Linked DNA regions of Homo sapiens: region 1 is linked to region 2. Evidence: chromatin contacts called from ENCODE Hi-C or POLR2A ChIA-PET data. All regions are on one chromosome and are shown on one strand. The core of a region is the stretch at or near the end of the contact, and the rest is flanking DNA. Distances in the headings are between cores, read along the strand shown. Region 1 holds the start of PSMA1 (proteasome 20S subunit alpha 1). Region 2 has its middle 36 kb from the start of PSMA1.

Evidence for each region. Hi-C counts contacts between places; a loop is a spot of excess contacts on that map. ChIA-PET counts read pairs that join two places held with the same protein, here RNA polymerase II (POLR2A). Pooled maps may share reads with other maps.
Region 1: a loop to region 2 is called in a pooled map, with 2.9 times the contacts of the local background. The contact joins the promoter of PSMA1 here to the enhancer-like site in region 2. A Hi-C loop is called at or near these places in 4 of 37 single-sample maps with no recorded cell type and 10 of 50 pooled maps. POLR2A ChIA-PET finds 5 or more read pairs at or near these places in 10 of 52 experiments (B cell, CD4-positive, alpha-beta T cell, H1 and 6 more).

Annotation. Positions count from the first base shown.
Region 1 is chr11:14,516,987-14,522,397 of GRCh38, forward strand. PSMA1 (proteasome 20S subunit alpha 1) reads right to left here and starts at 3,400. Exons shown (of 10, transcript NM_002786.4): 1 at 3,311-3,400; 2 at 2,011-2,055; 3 at 894-995; 4 at 656-759. The coding sequence starts at 3,313. RefSeq lists enhancers at 3,193-3,807, 3,342-3,531.
Region 2 is chr11:14,553,505-14,558,932 of GRCh38, forward strand. It overlaps a transcript of PSMA1 not described here. Among named protein-coding and RNA genes, the nearest start is that of PSMA1, 36 kb to the left of the region's middle. Within about 2 kb of position 1,532, at least 2 of the 41 ENCODE cell types and tissues checked have a DNase peak (open chromatin) inside an H3K27ac peak, as active enhancers do; they include CD4-positive, alpha-beta T cell, where a contact is called at or near this core.

The sequences.
Region 1 (5,411 bases), core at 2,150-4,649, 35 kb before region 2:
TGTTTAGGTATTTAGCCAAATCTCAGATACTAAGTGGTGAAGGTGAGAACTCAATATGTGCAATTTCAAAGCCCTATCTCTTCATTTATGTATTGCCTTTTAACCATAAATAATCTGTCTCTTCTAGACTCTCACAGAAATTTTTCTGTTATATTATAGATAAACTACATTTGAGTTTATAGATAAACTTGCCTTCAAGTTCCCTTAAGACAAGATCCATGTCTGAGTCACTTATGTATACCCTGCAGTATCCAGTATTGAGCATTGCAAAAAATAAATGTCTAATAAATACTGATGTATTGAAGAAAACAAGCACAAAGAAAACAAGTGTGGTTCAGCTTGTCCTTAGAAACCAGACAAAAGTATCACGTTCTTCTTAGACATAACAGGGTCTCAAACGATATACATTGTATTAACAAACATCACATTACTCAGTGACTTCTGAAAAGTGCTAATGTTTAATCTTATTAGTTACTCCTACAGGGATCAAAAAATGGAAAATTTAATAACAAACTCAAAACCACCAAGGTATTCATAATCTTAATTTACAAGAACTTTGGCAGACAACTTCCTAAAATACCTTATCTGGATCTTTTTGAGAAAACTAATCAATTATGAAACAAAAAGGATGTTTATTTTTCATGATTATACTTACCATAACAGTCTAGCATCAGCAGTAAGCCCCGCAATTGAGATACCAATATGGTTGTCAACATGGAGAATTTTTTTCTGATGAGCTGCAAGCTCTGATTGCGCCCTCTAAATAGAGACATTATAAGATGTAAAAAAAAAAAAAAAAGAGACAAATGTAAAAATAAGTTTACAACCTTATTTTCTATGGTGAAATTTACATTGTTTTCTACAGAGGAAGACATATTTATTACTGTACTTACTTTCAATGCAACCAAAACTGCATGAGTTTTTGATTTCAGACCAACTGTGGCTGAACCTTGTTTAACAGCTTCCATTGCATATTCAATTTGATGAATCCTGCCCTAAAGAAAAAAAAAACAAAAAACACACATCTTAGAAGATCTTTTATAAATTAAAAATTAGGGTTTTCAAATATCAGGTGAGCACAGTTAAATCTCAACTGATTTTTTTTTTAATCAAGAGACCTTTTTTTTTTTTTGAGACAGGTTCTCACTCTGTCACCCAGGCTGGAGTGCAGTGGCACAATCTTCAGCTCAGTACAACCTCTGCCTCCTAGGCTCAAGCAGTCCTCTCACCTCACTGTCCACAGTAGCTGGGACTATAGGCAAGCACCACCACGCCCAGCTAATTTTTGTATTTCTTGTAGAGTCCGGGTTTCATGTTGTTCAGGGTGGTCTTGAACTCCAAGACTCAAGCAATCTACCTTCCTTGGCCTCCCAAAGTGCTGGGATTACAGGCATGAGCCACTGCACCCGGCTGAAAGCTTCTTTTAAAATAAATTTTCTTGTGTATATTTAACGTATGCAACATGATGTTATAAGATACACATATATAGTAGGGTCACTATCGCAGAATGAACACATCCGTTGTCTCACATAGTTACCCATTTTCCTCTGCTGTGGCAAGGGCTATAAACTACTCATTTAACAAAAATCTTGAATACAAAACACTACCTGCATTATTAACTGTAGTCTTCATGTTGTACATTAGATCTTTCCACTTGCTCAACCTACATATTTGCTACTTTGTATCTCCTCTTTTTTCCTCCCCACTGCCACCCCCTACCCTGGTAACCACTGTTTTACTCTCTCTATATATATATTTGCCCTTTTAAACAAAAGATTCCACATATAAGTGAGAGCATGAAACATTTTTCTTTCTGTTTCTGGCTTATTTCACTTAACATAATGTCCTCTAGGTCCATCAGGAAACCTATTTTAATTATAAATGCAACTTCCAAGAACGTCTAAAATAATTATATTCCATTTTCCCCAAGCCTACGCTCTCACAAGTTTCTAAATATATTGCAGCCACAAAAAGCCACTTCACAGAAAAGGTTTAAAAACATTATTTTACCTGGGGGCTCCAAACAGTGACATCATTGTCATACTGATTTCGAAACTAAAAGTAAAAGAAAAAAATACCTGTTAATAGAAGAACATTTCAAATCCCAACTCTTAACATTCATTAAGAAATATGCTTGTATTTCCATTCAATGTTAAGGCACTCTGTTCATGCAGTCTTACTGGAAGATTACTACTGTACTCAGATGTAAGCCAATTCTACATTTACCATAAACTCGTGGGAGAGGGAGAAGCAGATCTAAATGGGTCCTATTTTTCCAAACTCTTATTCTAACACCCTCCATATCAACCCCTTTAGGCTCAATTACTAAAGTTCACAATCAACTTTCTTGCCTATTTTTGCTTATGCTGCTCCCTTTTATTGGGCCCTAATAAATGGTTAAAAGTCTTCCTTTTCTTTAAGGTAGCTTAAATGTCGATTTCTTGAAGTCTTCTCCTTTTCTTCCCAAATCCCCCTAACATATACTCCCACAGCTCTTTATCTAAACGTCCCTTTCTGTTTTTATGATTAGGGACATGTATGACTTATTTTTTAATGTTCACTGTAGTTATGCCTGTACAAGTGCTGTCTGTATATTCACATTGAATGAACAAAAATGTCCTCACAAAGTTAGAGGTGGACACAAATAGCTGCAGCGATAGAACCATTACGGCTATTACGACTATTATAATAATAGTCATGGGAGTGAGATTGAGTGCTAGAATGGCAGACAGAACTGGAAACCCAGAACCCTATATTGTAACCCTGATTCCATCACTTCCCCTCTCAGCCTCGGCTTACTCATCCGCAACTAGGTGACTGGACAAAATGATTGAAAAGGGCCTCTTCTAATCGAAGTCTAGGCGAGAGATAAATAGACGGACCCACCAGGAAAACGGACGCTGTCCAGGAACACAAACCTGGGGGTCAAGTCCGCACTGGTGGTACAGGTAGGCCTCCAAGTCAAGTCTCTGTCTTCTCCTCTCCCATACACAGCACTAGGAGCTATTCTGGACCGCTCAGAATCTACTCCACTGAAGGAACCTGAGGGGCGAACTCATCTAGCTGACCGAGGAGGAAGTGTCGGAGGCTCCCCGGGAAGCGAAAGCGGTGGAAAGGCCGCACTGGCTACCGATAACCCCTAGCCCGGCCAGGCCGGAGATGCTGAATCACTGCCGGAGCCCGGCCGTCTGCCGAGGCTCTCATACCTCGTGGCACCGGGCGACGCTAAGGATGACAGGAGAGGTGGCTCGTCATCCCCCAGTCACCAGAGCTCTGCCCTAAACCTTCCAGAGATCGGGATTCAACGTACCATGGTGGCGGCGCGGGCCTGGTTGCGGCCTCCAGCAAAACTGAGAATCAAGGAGGTGCTGCCGAAAGTATCGCTCAGCGATCTACAGAGAAGTCTGCGGGAGTTTGACGGCGGCGGCGCAGGGTAGCGCAGTCTATTCCAGAGATATCGATAGGCTTGCAACACTTCCCCCTCCTTAAAACTTTCCGACCGCTCGGCGGCGGGCGGAGCCTCGGAAGATCTAGGAACTGAGACTGGCGGGAAAACCTGGCTGGGAGTGCCGGCGGCTGAGAGCTGCGGGGCAGCCCCTGTCACGTAGCCCTTCTAGGTTCCTGTGTATGGCGGATTCCCTCCAGTTTCTCCCGCTGGCGGGCTGCATCTAAAGTCGTCCGAGTCAACAGCCGTGACTCTGGGTGATACTAGCTCTCATTAACCGTCCACAGATTTGGGGTGTTATGTGACTGAAAGGAACGAGGCTGCAGGAAAGCCACAAGATAACGATCCGTTTCTGTGTGTCAGCTGTATTCTTCCTCGAGTATCTTGTTTGTGTACATGCTTTTATTTGCATTAAGGTTGGTGCAAAAGTAACTGCGGTTTTTGCCATTTGGCAAAATACTTTGGAATGCTCTTCCTTATTCCCTGGAGATGTTATCTTTCAAGGGTCTGTTGTCGTTAACCCCTCATTGTTATTATGATTGATTTCTTCCACCAGACTTTGAACTCCATGAGGGCGCTAATGTCTTTCTATGCCCCCAAAACCAAGCATGGTACCTGACAGATTAGGCCACTGAGAAAAAATGGACACTTTCTTTCGATTTATCTATTTCGTCTTTTGAGAGCATCTTTCCATAACGAAATAGTCTGACATCCACCGGCTATTTATATTCTTTGTAAAAAAGAGACTGGGTGTGGTGGCTCACGCCTGTAATCCCAGCGCTATTGGAGGCCGAGGGCGGAGGATCGCTTGAACCCAGGAGTTTGAGATCACTATATTATTTTAATACAGTGGGACCTCGTCGCTACAATAATAATAAGAATAAGAATAAGAATAAGAATAATAAAAAAAAAAGGCTGGGCATGTTGGCATGGGCCTGTGGTCCCAGCCACTCGGGAAGCTGATGTGGGAGGATCTCTTGAGCCAGGGAGATCGAGGTTGCAGTGAGCCATGGTCGCGCCGTTGCACTCCAGCCCGCCTGGGCAATAGAGATTCTGTTTCAAAAAAAAAAAAAGCCGGGCGCGGTGGCTCACGCTTGTAATCCCAACACTTTGGAAGGCAGAGGCGGGTGGATCACGAGGTCAGGAGATCGGACCATCCTGGCCAACATGGTAAAACCCCGTCTCTACTAAAAATACAAAAATTAGCCGGGCGTGGTGGCGTGCCTCAGGAGGCTGAGGCAGGAGAATCGCTTGAACCCGGGAGGCGGAGGTTGCAGTGAGCTGAGATCGTGCCACTGCACTCCAGCCTGGGCGACAGAGTGCGACTCCATCTCAAAAAAAAAAAAACAAAAAACAAAGTACTAAATTGTTCTCCAGAAATGTTTTACCAACATATACTCTCAACAGTAGTATATGAGGTTACCTTCTCTAATTCATCAACACTGGTTATTGTCGTATTTCTGAAAAACACTGTTGATTTGGTGGACTAAATTAACAGATTAAATTAATAGATTGTTCTCTTTCGTTTCTCCAGGACCTAGCACAATGCGTAGCACATATTAAGTGTTTATAAATAGTGCTAACTGATTAAATAAATGCTCATTTAAAAATTGTCATATACTACATAAACATTTTGAAAATTCTTTCCATATATATCTCTCTAGTCACATGCCTCACACAGATGTGTAATAAATATACAATTTTTAAAAATAAGATGATACTGTTTTTATTAATACACTTAAAAAGTTATAGCTATCATATGTCCATAAGTAATGGTCTATATTATTTTCAATAGTCGCATAGTATTTTATTGTATGGAAATATAATAATTTGCTTAATTATTAGTGTGCAATTCAATTGTTTCCAAGTTATTGGTATCATAAAAATACTATAATGAATATTCTTGTACATACACACCTATTGTGTGCATAATTACCTTACCTGATGAAGAATTCATAGAAGTAGA
Region 2 (5,428 bases), core at 282-2,781:
TAATCTGTTCTTCATCTCTGTAATTTTATCATTTTAGGAATGTTAGATAAATGAAATCATACAATATCCAACCTTTGAGATTGGCTTTTTTTTTTCACTCAGCATAATTTTCTTGAGACTCATACAAATTGTTGCATGTACTAATAGATTGTTTCTTTTTATTACTGAGTAGTATTCCATGATATAGATGCACCACAGTTTGTTTAGCCATTCACCCATTGAAGGACATTTGGGTTGTTTCCAATTTAGGCTACTACAAATAAACTTACAATGGGTATTCTTGTATAGGTTTTTGTGTGAACATAAATTTTCATTACTCTGGGTAAATGCCTAGGAATGTGATTGCTAGATCATGTGGTAAGTATAAGTTTAGATTTTTAAGAAATTGCCAAACTATTTTGCAGAGTGGCTATACCATTTTACACTACCACCAGCGATATATGAGAGAGTCAGTTTTCTCCACAGGCATTTAGTATTGTCATTATTTTAGCCATCCTAATAGGTATATAATGATATCTCATCATGGTTTTAATTTGCATCTTCCTAATGGCTAATGACATTGAACATATTTTATTTGCTTATTTGCCATTTGTATATCCTCTTTGCAGAAATATATTTTCATGTCTTTTACCTATTTTCTAATTAGATTGTTTCCTTGATGTTGATTTTTGAGTGTTCTTTATGGTCCTTTGTCAGATGTTTGGTTTACTATATTTTCTGCAGTGGTTTTTGGTTTGCAGACACCTTCTTTCAGCCTGTGTCTGTCTTCATTCTCTTAATGTGATATTTTACAGAGCAAAAGTTTTAAGTTTGATGAAGTCTAATTTATCAATTTTTCTCTTAAGGATCATTTCTGGGTATCATGTTGAGGAACTCTTCACATTGCCCTAAGTCCTGAAGGTTTTCTCCTTTGTTTTTGTGAAAACATTTTATAGTGTGACATTTTACTTTTAAATCTGTTATCCATTTTGAGTTAGTTTTTCTATAGGGTGTGAAGTTTAGGTTGAAGTTCATTATTTTGCCTATTGACATCCAGTTGCTCTAGCACTATTTATTGGAAGACTATCTTTTCTCCATTGAATTTTTTTTTGCAACATTGTTGAAAATCGGTTGGCTATACTTGTGTGATATATTTCTCTATTATATTTCACTGATCTATGTGTCTATCTCTCCATCAATATCACACTGTTTTCTTTACAGTAGCCTTAACATGTAAGATTCACTTTTTTTAAAAGTGGATTTTTTAAACGGATTTTTTTAGTGCTTATATATGCCAGGCATTGTTCTAAGTACTTCACATGCATAACTCACAAAATTCTATGAGATGGTATTATTAGACCAGTTTTATCGATGAGAAGACTGAGTACAAAGTAGTTAAGTAACTTGTTTGACAGATAGATTTGGAACCCAGGCCAACACTCTTACTACTATGCTTTATTGCCTCTCTAAACAGATTTTTATTTCTTCATAGAGTTGCTTTTACTGAGCACTGCATTGGCATTTTGCCATTCACCTATGTTGAGAGACATGACAAGAAACAGCTCTATGAAACTTATTGTTGCATTTACTGTTGGCAAGTTAAGGAGGATGTGGTTCACTACGTCACATGTGTCCTCTTTAGGAGAACAGATGGGAGAACTGTCTCTCAGATCGCAGTACCAGGAATAGCTATATTTCTCCTGAGTAAGTGGTTTGTTTTTATCTCTTGGACATTGTGAAACCATGTAAACAATTACATTTCCCACTTTATGCTTGCTGCTAAAAAGCTCAGAACCAAATTTTCAGCCTATCTTTAGCAATGATGTGTACTGGATGATGTGCATTACTTCTGACTTCATCTTATTTTTTTCTACCCTAATTTTCCCTTCTCTCTTATTTCCTCTTTAAAATTTTTTTTGCTTTAGTCTTTTAAAAAATAGAAACATACAAGAATTCTTCAGGCATCATATCTAGAGGAATAAAAATAAAAGAAAAAATATATAAGCACATAGCATAAAAAGTCAAATCCAAGGCTTTTAACAACAAAAAGAAACAGTATTTTGCTCACTCTTCCCCACCTCTGTGTTTTGCTCCACACAGCTAACTGTAGTCACATCTTTAGCCATTTCTTCTGGTGCTTGTACTTTTTCTCTCTTGACTTTTCAGTTTTAGATATCATCTCTTGATTTCCTACTATGGTGGTTAGGATCTAGTTTTCTTCTACCACCCTCTCCAACATAAACCCTTCACCTATCCCCATCCTCCCATTACATCACAATTTCAGTGTTTAAATTATTAGGCCTAAGAAAATATTGTTCACAGATGAACTGCTTGATGTTCACTTCATATCTGATACAATCATTTTGTTTTCCCTTTAGTTAATAATTGTCTTTTTAAAACATCAATGTTCATGAATTAATCACTAATTTCTCCCTAGCCCTCTAACAGAATTATAAATCTCTCCTTCTATCAGTTTTGTTTTCTCACTGACTTCTCTTCTGGATGTCACCCTGGGGACCTTCCTTGTCCGGCTCTGGTCTGGGTTGTTGCTGTCCAGGGCAGCTCTCCAGCTGTTTGAGATGCCCCCTTTTCATCATTTTGGGAATTCCTCCACATCCCCCTTTTGTTGGATCTCCTGTTTCCTTAGATCTCCTATATTCCTTTTGGTTTACTCACTGGGTTTGGTGGAGCTTATCCTGCAATAGCTTCCTGAGAAAAAGTTTATGGAATGTGTATTTCTTTGAGACCTAGCATGACTGAAAATGTTTTAAATTTAGCATTGCACTTGAGTGAAAGTCTGAGTATAGACTTCTAGGTTGGAAAAATTTTCTCTCAGAATTCTAAAGGCATTACTTCTTTGTCTTCTAACTTTCCATGTTGCTGTTGATATGTTTTACATTAATAATATTTCCTACGGGACATGAAAGGGTTTTTTCCCCTCCTCTCTGGAAAGTTTTGGAATCTTCTTTTTTTAATGTTTCATGATGATACACCTTAGAATAGTGTCCTTTTTCATTCTGTATGAGGAATGAACGTCAACACAATAGGCCTTTTAAATCTGAAAACACATTTCCTTCAGCTTTGAGAAACTACCATGTGTATTCTTTTTTAAAAGGCCATATCAGCTTCAGGCATCTTATTTTAGTAATTCCCTCCCCTCCACTTTCTCTGCTTACTCTTGAGAAAAAATTTTTTTGACATTTTACTTTTAAATCTGTTATCCATTTTGAGTTAGTTTTTCTATAGGGTGTGAAGTTTAGGTTGAAGTTCATTATTTTGCCTATAGACATCCAGTTGCTCTAGCACTATTTGTTGGAAGACTATCTTTTCTCCATAGAATGTTTTTGACATTTTACTTTTAAATCTATAGAACTGGGGGACTTGCTCTGTTGCCCAGGCTAGGGTACAGTGGAGCAATCATGGCTCACTGTCGCCTCCAACTCCTGGGCTCAAGCAATCCTTCCACATCAGCCTTCCAAGCAGTGGGAACTACAGGTGCATACCCAGCTACTTTTTTTATTTCTATTTTTTGTAGAGATGGGGGTATCACTGTGTTGCCCAGACCAGTCTCAAACTCCTGGCCTCAAGTGATCCTCTTGCCTTGGCCTCCCAAAGTTCTGGGAATCCAGGCATAAGCGACTGCACCCTGCTCATTCTTTCTAGAACTCCTGATTCAGTTGTTGGATCACCTGAACTGACTTTCTAGGTTTCTTATCTTTCCTTTTTCTTCTGGGAGATTTTTTTAACTTTATCTTTTAATTTTTCTTTTTTTTGAGACGGAGTCTCACTCTGTCACCAGGCTGGAGTGCAGTAGTGTGATCTCGGCTCACTGCAACCTCCGCCTCCCAGGTTCAAGTGATTCTCCTGCCTTAGCCTCCAGAGTAGCTGGGACTACAGGTGCACAAGCGCACCACCACACCCAGCTAATTTTTGTATTTTTAGTAGAAACGGGGTTTCACCATGTTGGCCAGGATGGTCTCGATCTCTTGACTTCGTGATCCGCCCACCTCGGCCCCCCAAAGTGCTGGGATTACAGGCGTGAGCCAACGTGCCTGGCCATCTTTTAATTTTTCTACTCAATTTTAAAATTTCTGCTATCACATTTTTATTTCTAAAAGCTATTTCTAGTTCTCTGTTTTCCCCTCACTCCTAGAGGGGTGAGGGAATTCATCATTCAGTCTGTAGACTTCCATTTAAATCCCTTGTTTTCAGTTGTGTCTAGCATATACTGCCCAGAGCGTTTGACCCAGCCTTTCATGAGAATAAACCTTCAGGCTTTTTCCTGGGTAACAGAAGAGCAGTCATTTGACAATAGTATGTTGGGAAGAAGATCTGGGGATCTAAACGGTCATTATAAAGCTTTCAAATAATCTTTTCTTTCTACCTACACCCCACAATTCCATCTTCAGAGACATCTGGTGCCTCCAATTGCAGAATTGTCCAGGGTTCCATGGTGCTATTTATCGTCCTTCTTTCAGCTTTCTCTGATTTGTCCCAGTATGAGTGAATCTGAATCCTGATTCAGGAGCAAAACAAAAGTTTGAAGTCAAAGCCAGAGAAATGGTGCCGATAGTCAAATACAAACGATGAGCAAAAACAAGAAAGTTTCTGCAAGTGGAAGGATAATCATATTAAAAGTCACAATCTACCTTGGCATGGTGGCTCACGGCTGTAATCCCAGCACTCAGGGAGGCCACGGTGGGGGGACTGCTTAAGGACAGGAGCTCGAGACTGGCCTGAGCAAGGTAGTGAGAGCCCATCTGCACAAAAAAAAAAAAAAAAAAAAAATACTGTGCATGGTGGCACACATCTGTAGTCCCAGCTGCTAGAAAGGCTGAGACAGGATCACTTGAGCCTAGGAGATCAAGGCTGCAGTGAGCTATGATTGTGCCACTGCAATCCAGTCTGGGCAACAGAGTAAGCTCCTGTCTCTAAAAAAATTAAAAAACAATAATAAATAAAAGTCACAATCTTTGTCTACCTTCTCTCTACATTTCCCTGTTTGAAAAGACTCTGCTTTGAGATAATGTGCTAAAGAGGAGCTGTAGTTCCCTCTACTGACCCAAGCTATTCCCTGAGGGAGAAGCAAGGCTATAAATGGGAGAACGAATTGCAAGATCAGAAACCTGGAGGTTGGGGAAAAGTTGAGATGTGTGTCCAGGCTTTAGGACTAAGGTCAACAACAATGTGAGGACAGAGAAGATCCAATTTTATGTGGTTTTTGATTTAGAAGTGCACAGGAGGGCCTGGTGTCTTAAAGGAGCCACTGGGAGGGGGCTAGGTTGTGGTTTCCATCCTCCCTGTCCAGTTGGTCTTTGAAGACTGGCTGGTTGATAGAAATCTACTGGTTAGGAACATTCCACATTACTACACGAAATATAGTGGGCCTTTACAAAACTTGGAGGCGTTCCTACACAAAGAGAATGCTGTTAATAAACTCTCCATCCAA